Linked DNA regions of Homo sapiens: all the other regions are linked to region 2. Evidence: chromatin contacts called from ENCODE Hi-C or POLR2A ChIA-PET data. All regions are on one chromosome and are shown on one strand. The core of a region is the stretch at or near the end of the contact, and the rest is flanking DNA. Distances in the headings are between cores, read along the strand shown. Region 1 holds the start of RCSD1 (RCSD domain containing 1). Region 2 holds the start of SFT2D2 (SFT2 domain containing 2). Region 3 holds the start of CREG1 (cellular repressor of E1A stimulated genes 1). Region 4 overlaps RCSD1 (RCSD domain containing 1).

Region 1 (2,876 bases), core at 187-2,686, 600 kb before region 2:
TTCAGCCCTCAATCTGTCTGTTCCTAAAACCAGGCGTCTTCCTCTATGCTTAGCTAAGCTAAAGAACTAGAAGCCACTCTGGCATTAGGGCTGCCAGTGTTTTAGAAAGTTGGGCCTTAGAAAGTTCTAGGACAGGAAGGAGGCCATATTTCTAAGACTGGTACCCAAAGCAGCAATCTAAGTGCCTGAAAGTGCAAAGATGGTGCCGGGATAACCAGAATCAGGGTAGTCTTTGTAGCAGGAGCAGACTCTCAGCCTTTTTTCTCTACTGTTTCTCCACATGTCTCTTCACAGTGCTCACCATCACCTGTCCCATTGCCCACCTCTGATGGGGCTCCCCTCCCCTGGTTGAGCTGGGGTTGGGCGGGTGAGAATGCTGTGGGATAACCCAGAGGCGTCATATACCCAGCCAATACCCTGGCACTCACAGGTCTCTCAAGGCATTTTCCTGTTTCTCTCTGCCGAAGGGTCTGAAGGGGGCCGGGATCCGGGTAGCAGGGAGTGACCCTGGTGCAGATTCCAGTCCCCGAATCCCTCCCATGCGGTCTCTGCTGCCCAGCCGGGATGGCCCTAAAGGAAGGTTGCTATGCTGGGCCCTATGGGAATCAGATGTTGAGCATCTTGCCCTTTGCTATATTTAACAGGAATGGAGACGAGGCCCTTTAGCAAGCAGCTTGTGGGAGCCAAAATTCCCACAAAACCGAATGCATCAGTCAAAGCAAGGTTTGAAGAAAAGATTTACCACTTCAGGGAGCTTGGAAAACTTTGCGTGGATTCCTGATTTTCCTCCTCCTCCTCCTCCTTCTACTCGTATACAGAAGATAGATGGATAGATGGATAGATAGTGGTTTCCTGGAAGGTGGAGAGGAAAAGAGGTGAGAAGGGAAAGGTGGTCCCGTCGGCGCCACGCTGAGCTCTGAAGCCTCGGTCAGAAGGGCTCCTCTTTTGGTAGAACACAAACGCCTTCCACCAGGGAGGGTCCTCGAACTCCACCCAAGAACTGCAGGGAAACCAGGTATGACAGTAATGCAATTTTAAAAAGAGGGAGAGGAAGAAGGAAAGCAGGAAGGATGGACACAAAAGAAGGAAATCGAAAAGAGAGGAAACAAAAAGAATTAAAGGACCACTCTAATTCTTGAAGGGACAGGAAAAAGAAAGAAGGCGCATTAAGGGAGGGAGACGTTGAGAAGGACTGAGACCGTGGCAAAGCCCAGGGTCCTGAGAAACTTCGCGAGACAGAGGGGCCCGGTGGCTGCCCATCCCCATGTTTGGGCACATGGAGTCGTGGCTCCCGCTCTTGAGTCCTGCCCTGGGAGGGACAGTATCTGTTTAGATTTGCGTCTAAATTTAAACCCTGATCGTCGGCCTCCCTCCCCGCTCCCCACCCTCCCCTCCCCTCCCCTTCCTCCCTCCCTCCCTCCTCCTCCTTCCTCGTTCTCTCGCGCAGGGCCCCCGCGGCCGGGGCAGTCCCGCAGCCGAGCGCAGCCGGGCGCGCGCCACCGCCCACTCGCCCTGTGCCCGCCGCAGCCCGAAACTGGCCACGGCCGGGAGCGGAGGGGACAGCGGGGATCGTGAGCTCCGGCCCGGGCGAGCGGGTGCGTCTGCCGCAGAGTCGGCACCTGAAGGACATGGAGGTAAAGGACCCCGGAGGGAGACGCGGGGCTGAGCGGTGAGCGGTGTATCGGGCGCCCCTTCCCCGGGCGGCTGCCCCTGCCCTGAGCATGGAGCACGCGGCTCATCGCTGCTGCCAACTAGAAGGGCAAATGCCTGCTGTTCCGACGCCTCCTTGACCAACTCCGAAGGATCGTCCCTGGTCCCACCTAGGACACCCGGGTTGGGAGGCTGGGGTTGGTAAGGAAAGATCTCAGAGGGAGAGAAAAGGGCTTTCCTAGAGGCCCGGGTATTTTGGCTAGGAACTTAAATGCTAAAAAAAAAAAAAAAAAAAAAAAAAAAAAAAAGTTAGGTGCAGCCAAGGTTTGTAAATGGGTAAACGTGTCAGCAAAAACTGCAAGAAGGCAGAAGCCCTTCAATCTGAAGAGATGGGTATTGAAAGAGAAACAGAACTGGCAACACGAGGCCAGCACGTCTTCGTGGGTCTGTGGGCTTCCCTTTTCGCTTTCGGAGTGGCATTTTAGAGAGTCCAGTTGTCTTCTTGCTTCTGAAGTCCTTCCTGTGTCTGTCGCATCTTCTTCCATAACTTTCTGAAAGCTCCCCTTACTGGTCAGTCGAATGACATTATTTCTGATAAAACTTAAGACTCCCTTGGACACCCTTGCCTCTGAAGCTGTGTGTATGGAGGTATGCTGGCCACATCTGCAGGCTTTGCCAGAGGGAGGCCCCGCACTTCTCTGCCTGCTGAGAGGAGGTCCGGGGACTTTCCTTGTTCTGTTCCAACCTCAGCAGAGGAGTGGTTGGGTGTATTCCCCACATCCCTCTCTTCTGCACATCTTGAGGCTTCCCTGTGTTTCCTCCTTGAAAATGAGACCTGATATGTAGCCCTAAGTCAATCTTAGTAGGACCTGGGGCTTTTGAGAAGATGCAAATGTTATATAGTTTTAAAGGTGATTCCCACTCATATTCAAAAGGAAACATGTGTTGCTCACTAGACTGTGGTCAGTGCAATCAGGATTCACAGTTAACTCCGCTATCTCTTCCCCGCTCCAGGCTCTGTGCCTGGGCCCTGGTGGTCTTTTTATTTTTTTCTTTTGAGACAGGGTCTCATTCTGTTACCCAGGCTGGAGTGCAGTGGCACAATCTCAGCTCACTGCAACCTCTGCCTCCCAGGCTCAAAGGATCCTCCCACCTCAGCCTCCCAAGTGGCTGGGACTACCAGTGTGTACCACCATGCCTGGCTAGTTTTAAAATTTTTTGTAGAG
Region 2 (3,168 bases), core at 276-2,775:
GTGAAAGGGAAATATCTTGGGCCCCCCCAAATTACTAAAGGGAAAATTCAAGCTGGGAACTGCTTAGAACAAATCTGCCTCTCATTCTATTCAAAGTTATCACTGTGTTCACTGAGATAAATGCACATCTGATTGCCTCCTTTGGAAAGGCTAATCAAAAACTCAAAGGAGTGCAACCATTTGTCTCTCACCTATCTGTGACTTGGAAGCCCCCTCCCCCCTTGAGTCTTCCTGCCTTTGCTTCGAGTTGTCCCGCCTTTCCAAACACAACCAATGTACTTCTTACACATATTGACGGATGCCTCATGTCTCCCTAAAATGTATAACACCAAGCTATGCCCCAACGACCTTGGGCACATGTCGTCAGGACTTCCTGAGTCTGTGTCACAGGTGCTGTTCCTCAACCTTGGCAAAATAAACTTCCTGGTTAACTGAGACCTGTCTCAAATTTTCGGGCTCCACACTTCTTTCACTTAATACAATGTTTTCGAGGTTCATCCACGTTGTAGCATGTGTCAGTACTCCATTCTTTTTTATTGCATGGGTATGTCACATTTTATTTACCATTAATCAGTTGGTGGCCATTTGTATTGTTTCCACTCTGTTGCCCAAGCTAGAGTGCAGTGGCTTACTGTACTGACAATCATGGCTTACTGCAGCCTTGACCTCCTGAGTCCAAGCCATTCTTCCTCCTCAGCCTCGCAAGTAGCTTGGATTACAGATGCCCGCCAGCATGCCTGGCTAATTTTTAAGAATGTTTTGAAGAGATGAGGTCTCCCTATGTTGCCCAGGCTGGTCTGGAACTCCCGGGCTCAAGCCATCTTCCCAAAGTGCTGGGAATACAGACATGAGCCACCATGCCCAGTCTACTTTTAGTTTTTTTAAGGTCAGAAAAAAAAACAATTGTACAAACACAAAACAATTTAACAATCTATTATTCCTTTCAACATTCCTTCAGTCACTTTTTTTTTTTTTTTTTTTGAGACAGAGTCTCGCTCTGTTGCCCATGCTGGAGTGCAGTATCCTGGTCATAGCTCATTACAGCCTGGAACTCCTTGGCTCAAGTGAGCCTCCTGCCTCAGCCTCCGGAGTAGCTGGGCTTCCAGGCACGCCCCACCACACCAGACTAAGGCCTTGAGTGATTAAAAAGAAAATCTTTTCCTGTGTAGGCACGATCGCAATATGGATGAACCACAGCCTTTGTTCCCGTCTGCACAAGGCTTCTCCCCCGTCTTTGTGTCTCCGGAGCCTTGCACGTGGTAGGTGCTCGGCATTCGTTGACTGGATCAAGTAGGGCGAGGGAGCGCGGCCCGTTCCGGTTTGAAACTGCTCTGGACGCCGAATTAGTGTTTGGCAGCGCCTGGTGGTCTTCAATCCCAGCCCCTCCGGCCCGCCGCGCCCCCCGGGACCAAAACAAGCGGAGGCGAGCGCGGGCGCGCGGGGCATGCCGGGAGCCCCCCGGTGGGCAGGTGCCTGGGCGGGGCGCGCCGCGGTTGGCGCCTGGGCGGCTGGGCGGCTGCCTAGCACCCGGAAGAGCCGTCAACTTAGCGAGCGCAACAGGCTGCCGCTGAGGAGCTGGAGCTGGTGGGGACTGGGCCGCAATGGACAAGCTGAAGAAGGTGCTGAGCGGGCAGGACACGGAGGACCGGAGCGGCCTGTCCGAGGTGAGTGAGCCCGGGGCCGTCGGCCCCCTCTCGCCGCGCTCCCGCCCTGCGTCCCCTGCCCGGGCCTGGGAAGCCTGCGGGGACTCCCTGGAGTTTCTGGACGGTAGCTCTGCCCCTTCTCCTCCTCTTCTTCTGCAGGGCTCCGCGAAGAGGTCTGGCACTACACGGGGCAGTGGCCGCGGCGTCCTTTTCTGCCCCGCGCCCCTTCAGCCCATCCTCCCTGACAAGGGGGCGGCGCAGGAGGAAATCCCCGGACTGAGCTGCGAGTGGGAGGGTGGGCGACTGGGCTGTCGGCCCCGGCCCCACCGGCCGGGGAATGCGCTTTAGGGCCGGGTAGGGCTGGGGGCCCCGAGGTCCAGGCGGAAGGAGCCTTTGCTGGGTGGGTCGGGGCCCCAGACCCGGACTGGGGTGTTGGGGTGGCGGTCCCTACCTCGCGACGGGGCTGGTGGCCGCGCCCCGAGCTCTGCCTTGGTTTTCTGTCCGGTTTAGGTTGTAGGGTGTGACACTCCCACCCGCCCCTGTACACATTGCCTTGTGATTGGGGGTGAGAAACTGCCCCCATCCCATGAGGACAGGGACCACATCTTGTGTCTCTGTCCACACTGCCCACAACTAGTCTCTAGACACCCAGCGCCTCAGGAGACTGCCTGCGTGTTGGTTTGTTTTATTAGAAAAGCTTTTTTTTCTTTTTTTCTGAGACAGAGTCTCACTCTGTCGCCCAGGCTGGAGTGCAGTGGCGCGATCTTGGCTCACTGCAGCCTCTGCCTCCTGGGTTCAAGCGATTCTCCCACCTCAGCCTCCCAAGTAGCTGGGATTACAGACACCCGCCATCAAACCCGGCTAATTTTTGTATTTTTACTAGAGACGAGGTTTCACCATCTTGGCCGGGCTGGTCTCGAACTCCTGACCTCAAGTGATCCGCCCACCTCTGCCTCCCAAAGTGCTGGGATTACAGGCATGAGCCACCGCGCCCGGCCTATTAGAAAAGTTTTGATCGTGCTGAAACCTGGCCACTAATGTCCTATGTTGTAGAACCACACAGAATGCTGCATTTCTATTTAGGGTGCTTTTAGCTTTTGTTTTCCTTTTTGGATGACAAAATAACGTTTCTCTTCGCTTTTTGGTGTATTCTTTAGCCTCCGTTCCCCATCTGTGAAATGAGGATGTTAAGATGATATGGCCAACTGGAAACTAATCAGTGTTTCTTCTGGTTTCTCAGCAAGTTCTTCTTTCTCAGCAAGCTGCTTTCACCCACGTTTGTGGTTGCTGATTTTATTCGGTTTTGTTTTGTGTGATACTGGGACTTAGCATGACATCTCCGAATGTAAGATTGCTCTCTGAATCTTCACCTTGAGGGAGTAATTCTATGGGATCGAATGTTGGAGTCACTGAAATTTAACTTTTTGATATTTCAAAACAAGTTGGTGGGTTCTTTTTAATTTGTTGCCTTTATTAATTGGTCAAGGCTCAGAGTAATTTCACGGGTTTTTTTTTCTTGATTTCT
Region 3 (3,157 bases), core at 322-2,821, 670 kb before region 2:
GGTAGGCCTCAAGTTCTTCATCTGCAGAATGGGGTATATAATACCTACTTCAAAGAATTAATAGAAGAGACAACGAATGGAAGGCAAATGGAAAAGTGATTAATCAAGCATCAGTTTCTTGCATCCTGTCTTTATCAACAATGTTGTACTTTCAGAGTTGAACTCAAATGTGAGAGCTTTGTCAAAAAGACCCTCCATCAAATCAGGCTCCATTCCTGGACTCTGTGTGTCTCCGGCCTCCCAAGCTGGGTGTCTGTGACCCCATCCCTGAGACAGCAGAGATCCATCAGAGTTGTAAGTGTGGCCCTGCACCAGAAGGTGGGCAAAGGGCGAGGAAGAGATACACCTTCAATCAGCTCTGCATCTTACTGAGGAGCCACTATGCCTGTGGAGGCCTAAAGACTGCAGTAATCATTGTAATCGTCCATGATATTGTACGTTAGCGTCTTGCTGCAGGAGGGAAAAGCTTAATTCAGGAAGGGTAAGAGAGTGAGAAACCCTGAAGTCACATATTAAAGTGCTTAAGTACCTAACAATCTCTATGCCCTGTAAAACCTTTAAGAATAGGAGCCCAGGCAGGGCGCGGTGGTTCACGCCTGTAATCCCAGCACTTTGGGAGGCTGAGATGGGTGGATCACGTGAGGTCAGGAGTTTGAGACCAGCCTGGCCAACATGGTGAAACCCCGCCTCTACTAAAAATACAAAAATTAGCCGGGTGTGGTGGCACGCACCTGTAATCCCAGCTACTCGGTAGGCTGAGGCACGAGAATCGCTTGAACCTGGGAGGCAGAGGTTGCAGTAAGCTGAGATAGCGCCACTGCACTCCAGCCTGGGCCACAAAGTGAGATTCTGTCTCAAAGGGAAAAAAAAAAAAAAAGAGAATAGGAGCACAGTTAATAGAGACACTGGGCCCCAAGACGACTGAGAACCACTCACGGATGAGAAGTCCTCGGGCTGCTGGCAGAGAATTTACCCCAGGTGCGTGGCCCAGTGGCGGAGGCTTGTGGGAAATTCCTGGTACCCAGCTGCCCAACATCTGGGACGCTGCAACGCCCACCTACCTGCCTGCGCGGCAGAGAAGCAACAGCCGTTCGAGCCACGCTCCACTTCCCGGGAAGAATTCTGGGGAGAGTGAAGGCTCGCTCTGTGGCCGCCCCGCCCACAGCCCGCCTGGGGAAGCCGCGGGCCCCAGCTCACCTGCAGGTTGCTCACGGAGAGCTGCAGCGGGCTCAGGTAGAAATAGGGCACGCCGCTGCCCGCGCCCGGGGGCCCGTCGCTGAGCGAGAGGACGTCGGCGAAGGGCCGGCCGCGCACCGCCTCCAGCGTGGAGATGGTGGCCAGAGCGCCCCAGTCGGAGACGTGCGTCACGAAGCGGGCCACGCGCGCCGCGTCCTCGCGGGGTGGTAGCGGCGGCAGCCGGGAGGCCTCGTCCCAGTCCCCGTGGTCCCGGCCGCCGCGACCCCGCGCGGGCGACACGAGCAGCGCCAACAGCGTCGACGCCAGCAGGGCGGCGAGCAGTGCGCGCGCGGACCCGCGGGATAGCCCGGCCATGGCGGTGTCTCCAGGAAGAGTCCCGGGCCCCAAGACCTGCAGGGACCCAGCCGGAGCTCGGCGCGCCCAGGCCCCGCCCCCTCCGCGAGGCGCCAATCAGAGCTAAGCACAATGCAGGGGGCGGGGTCCCTCTGCAGCTCCGCAACCTGCAGGAGAAGGGATTGGTTCATCTGCATTCCAATCGCTCTGCCTGCCCTCTTTAAGGATTGTGAATTTGTCCTAAACGGGATATTTGTTTTGTTTTGTTTGACAGGCGGAAAAAGAAAGGCTTGAAGAAATCAAGCAACTTGCCCAAATCGTACTGCTAGGAAAAGACCAGCCTCTTTACACAGGCACACACCCCCTCCTTTTAATACCTTTGGAGATGAATATCTGGCATCTGAGAGGAAATGCTGCATTTTCTACCCATGCGCCTCTTTTCTGTTGAATTTACCATCAGCTCCAAAGAACAGCGAGGGTCCCAGCGTTGTAGAAGCCCAGACTCAGGCTCGTGTACCCCATGTGTAGCTGATGCCAAACACTGACATATAGGTGCTTGGAGATAAAAGTTTATTCGATTTGGCCAAAGCGAGAAGGCGGGAGGGCAAGATCTCTCAAATCCGCCCTAACAAAAAGAAGAAGCAGAGAGTGTTTATGCGGCCAGCGAGTCAGGGAGGGGGAGTTTCAGGGAATCGAGGGAAAAAGTCTGTGTTTCTTCAGTCTCAGATAATTCCTTGAACAATCAGACTTCTGGGCGACAGAAGCTGGCCTCAAAGTACTTCAAAGGACTTATTCCTCCTGCAAACTTTTTCGTAACCCTGAAGTTATTATCTCCTCCTGCTTGATAAAGAAACAGTACATCAGCAGTTTATGATTATGTTGTAGGAACAAGGGATATTGGGCAAAAAGAGAGTTGTCAACATGTGCAAGCAAGGGCCTGATCAGAATTTTCATTATTTCAGTCACTAACAAATGCTGGGGTGCTGAAATCTCAAGGGGCCCACTTACACTAGTAGTAAAGTTAGGCAGAAGCCCGAAAGTTCAAGACCTTTAAAAAACTTTTTATTTACTTATTTTAAAATTTTTAATTTTTGTGGGTACATAGTAGGTGTATACATTTATGGGGTACATGAGATATTTTGCTACAGGCATACAATGCATAATAGTCATATCAGGGTAAATGGGGTATCCATTGCCTCAAGCATTTATCCTTTGTGTTACAAACAATCCAATTATACTTTTAGTTATTTTAAATGTACACTTAAATTATTATTGGCTATAGTCACCCTGTTGTGCTATGAAATACTAGGTCTTATTCTAACTATTTTTTGTACCCATTAACCATCCCCACTCCTCCCCTGCAAGTCCCCCCACTACCCTTCCTGGCCTCTGGTAACCATCCCTCTACTCTCTGTCTCCATGAGTTCAATTGTTTCCATTTAGGCTCCCACAAATAAGTGAGGATGTGTGAAGTTTGTCTTTCTGTGCCTGGCTTATTTCACTTCACGTAATAACCTCCAGTTCCAACTATGTTGTTGCAAAGACAGACAGGATCCCATTCATTTTTTATGGCTGAATAGTACTCCATTGTGTATATATACCACATTTTCTTTATCCATTCATCTGA
Region 4 (3,087 bases), core at 419-2,918, 560 kb before region 2:
CCGGCATTTACTGAGTACCTACTATGGGCTAGGGGATGGAGCCATGAATAACACATGGTCTGTGTGCTCAGCAATTACAGTAGAAAGAGAAAAACATGAAAAATGTGGGTATTTTAAAAGCTCTCGGGCCAGGTGTGATGGCTCACACCTGTAATCCCGACACTTTAGGAGGCCAAGGCGGATGGATCACCTGAGGTCAGGAGTTCAAAACCAGCCTGGCCAACATAGTGAAACCCCCGTCTCTACTAAAAATTAGCAAATTAGCTGAGTGTGGCACCTGTAATCCCAGCTACTCGGGAGGCTGCGGCAGGAGAATCGCTTGAACCTGGCAGGCGGAGGTTGCAGTAAGCTGAGATTGCACCAATGCACTCCAGCCTGGGCAACAGAGCAAGACTCCGTCTCCAGAAAAAAAAAAAACTCTGTGAGTTCCAGCCACATCTTCTTTCAGTTCCTCAAACACCTCCTGTCTCTCCTCCAGGAGGTTTTTGTGTAAACTCTACTCAAATGCCCTTGGCTACCTCTGGCCACCCTCTGACTAACCCTCCTTACCCCTCAAACCTCACACTTTGCCTGGATCACTTCTACTGACCTCAGTTTAAATGTCACATCTTTGGGTCAGATTTTCTTGTCACCTGCTCTCCTAAAACCCTTTTCCTCTTCAGCATTTATCACCCTAATAAATAATAAGCTGGAGCTAAGATAATAATGGCTATGGAATATATGTCTCCCCTACTAGACTGTAACCTCCATTATGAAAGGACTCTTTTGATTTGGTTCATTCCTAAACCCTGAGCACCAACTGCAGGGCCTGGAATACAGAAATAATGAATGAATGAATATGTCCAAGATGTACTAAAAAAAAAAAAAAAAAGAGGGAGCTGCCAATTCTGCCTGAATGGGGGAAGGTGCATGGTGGGGAAGGGGAGCTTCACAGGGGGTTTTCTGGAAGTGCCCAGGGTGAAACTGTGCTTGAAGGAAGCTCAGATGTCAGTTTTTCAGATTGTGCTGTCTGTATATCTAGGCATTCATAAATACTTTCTAGAACTTTGTGTAGTGTTTTGCAAATGTAGTTAAACAGATTTGTGAATTCAGTAATTTATAAAAACTTAAGCTTGTGTTCTTCTGAATCCCTTTATTTTTCTTCTGCCTCCGAATTAGACACTTCCCCTATGCATTAATTCCAAGTACAGTCAAAGATTAAGTAAGGAAATGATGTGCATGAAAAAAGTTCTGCATGTTTGCTAATAATCTAATGACTGTGACATCTAAACACTGGAAACACCTTGATTTATGGATAATAGGGCTATCTAGAATTTTCAAGGGATCATGGACAAATAATTATAGGCAATTTGATCAAGTGACCATGTAAGACCATTGGTGCAGATACAGACTGATTAAAGTGGAAAAAGTTCTTTTTTCTTCCTAGCTTCCTGCTCTGCCATTACCTTGATAATGTGAGCCAAGGCCTATTGGCCTCCACAGGACAAGCCCTAGGCTGTAGTCTGGGCTTGCTTGAACCTGCCTGACCTGTCACTTCAAGGCCAGCCCTGATCCTCTGAGAATGGGCCTGGGAACCATCAGAAATTATGTCTATTTGCAGCAGGCAGGGCCTCTTTTGGTCTCCAGCATAGCCCTTGCCCCATCTGCTCTTTTCACTTTACATGGAGTACTAGGCAAAGTGGCTTCCTCTTTGGGTTTTGTTACATACTTTAACCAAGACTGTGCATGCAAATGGCCTGGCATGTACTCGGTGCTCAGGATGTTGCAGCTACTGAATTATTATCATTGATTTCTTCTGCGTGTGACCTGGATCCACAAGTCAAATGCAAAAATTTGTCTTGACTGATGGTCCTCTCCTGTCTCCCTCCAGTACCCCCTCTTGAGGCTTGCAGGGGCAGGGACCAGAGGGCCCAGCACCATGTCCTGCTAATGCTCACTCCTGACTGCAAGGGAGTCAGGGTTGGGAGACGCTGTAACAGGAGAGGCTACAGCTGACTGGGATGCAGACCGGGGGCTGGGTCCTTAGGAAATTTGTTCTAATCTTAGAAGGTATGCCCTGGCTTCCTGCTGCAGCCTGAAGGACAAGTGTCCCAGACCTCAGGACACACACGCACACGCACACTCACACTGTCACTTGACTCCTGCCTGGGAGGCAGGAATGGCCCCTAGTGAAGGGTACTTGTGTGGGCCTCCAGGTGGCTGTAACATACCCCAGGACTCCAGGCAATCCTGGAAAGGTGGCTCCTGGAGACCAACCACCCTTCAGACTCAGAGGAGCTCTCTGTGAAGTCAATTTTATTATTGAACTAACCAACAGTAGAGAGTCAGAGTAGTGCATAACAGGGAGATTCTGAACTTACCTTGGAGAGTAACAAATCGTACATTTACTTGTTGGCTTAGGTGAGTAAATCCATCTAAATCACCCATGCCAGCTATGAAGAGACACTTCTTTCCCACTCTTTCCCTTTGCAAAAGAAAAAAAAAAAAAAAACCACTCGAGCTGTTCAGAGGCTGCCAGACTGACAAGGTTGAGTTTGATCGGCAGCTCTGCCCCTGCATGCCTGCTGGTGGGAAAAGGAAAGAGAAGACAAAAATGGTTGTGTGTAACCCCCTGAGGCATTGCTGCCTTCTGCCTCTTCATCCCAGCACCCTCTCCATCTCCTCTGCAGCCTTTGCTCACCCTCCCTGTCTTCAGCCTCTGCCATCACCTTGTAATTTGAGCCAAGATTCACCCTCAGGTTTGTCTGACTCCACAAATCCCAAGCAGGTGCTTCAGGGTCTGCCGTGGGCCCTCCACTCTGGCAACTCACCCTTTCTGAGCACTCCTCCAGTCCTGCTCCTCCCCTCGGCTCCCCCTCTCTGTAAATGACACTCCTCTCCACCCAGAAGCCAGAGCCAGAAATCTGGGCATCATCTTGACTCCACCCTGCCCCACCCATCAGTCCCCAATTCTGGTCAGTCCTTCCTCCTAAATTGCTTTTGAGTCCTATCAACAATCTCCCCTCCACTAACCATACCCCCATCCAGGCCATCATCCTCTCTAGTTTTAAAGACTCCTGAAATCAACAGAATATTGACTCCAACCCT

What was found. Hi-C counts contacts between places; a loop is a spot of excess contacts on that map. ChIA-PET counts read pairs that join two places held with the same protein, here RNA polymerase II (POLR2A). Pooled maps may share reads with other maps.
Region 1: a map with no recorded cell type shows a loop between it and region 2 (9-fold over the local background). The contact joins the promoter of RCSD1 here to the promoter of SFT2D2 in region 2. A Hi-C loop is called at or near these places in 3 of 37 single-sample maps with no recorded cell type and 11 of 50 pooled maps.
Region 3: a loop to region 2 is called in a map of ascending aorta, with 7 times the contacts of the local background. The contact joins the promoter of CREG1 here to the promoter of SFT2D2 in region 2. A Hi-C loop is called at or near these places in 1 of 168 maps with a recorded cell type or tissue (ascending aorta) and 7 of 50 pooled maps. POLR2A ChIA-PET finds 5 or more read pairs at or near these places in 1 of 52 experiments (GM12878).
Region 4: a loop to region 2 is called in a pooled map, with 4 times the contacts of the local background. The contact joins the enhancer-like site here to the promoter of SFT2D2 in region 2. A Hi-C loop is called at or near these places in 2 of 37 single-sample maps with no recorded cell type and 2 of 50 pooled maps. POLR2A ChIA-PET finds 5 or more read pairs at or near these places in 1 of 52 experiments (endothelial cell of umbilical vein).

What each region holds. Positions count from the first base shown.
Region 1 is chr1:167,628,796-167,631,671 of GRCh38, forward strand. It overlaps RCSD1 (RCSD domain containing 1), which reads left to right and starts at 1,437. Exons shown (of 7, transcript NM_052862.4): 1 at 1,437-1,634. The coding sequence starts at 1,629. RefSeq lists silencers at 1,294-1,373, 1,394-1,613 and an enhancer at 2,154-2,223.
Region 2 is chr1:168,224,479-168,227,646 of GRCh38, forward strand. SFT2D2 (SFT2 domain containing 2) reads left to right here and starts at 1,526. Exons shown (of 8, transcript NM_199344.3): 1 at 1,526-1,664. The coding sequence starts at 1,602. RefSeq lists a silencer at 1,193-1,822 and enhancers at 1,447-2,180, 2,483-2,562, 2,683-2,732.
Region 3 is chr1:167,552,191-167,555,347 of GRCh38, forward strand. It overlaps CREG1 (cellular repressor of E1A stimulated genes 1), which reads right to left and starts at 1,572. Exons shown (of 4, transcript NM_003851.3): 1 at 1,198-1,572. The coding sequence starts at 1,551. RefSeq lists a silencer at 1,261-1,710.
Region 4 is chr1:167,667,883-167,670,969 of GRCh38, forward strand. All of the region lies in intron 1 of RCSD1 (RCSD domain containing 1), which reads left to right. Among named protein-coding and RNA genes, the nearest start is that of RCSD1, 39 kb to the left of the region's middle. RefSeq lists an enhancer at 1,777-1,836. Within about 2 kb of position 1,669, at least 7 of the 41 ENCODE cell types and tissues checked have a DNase peak (open chromatin) inside an H3K27ac peak, as active enhancers do.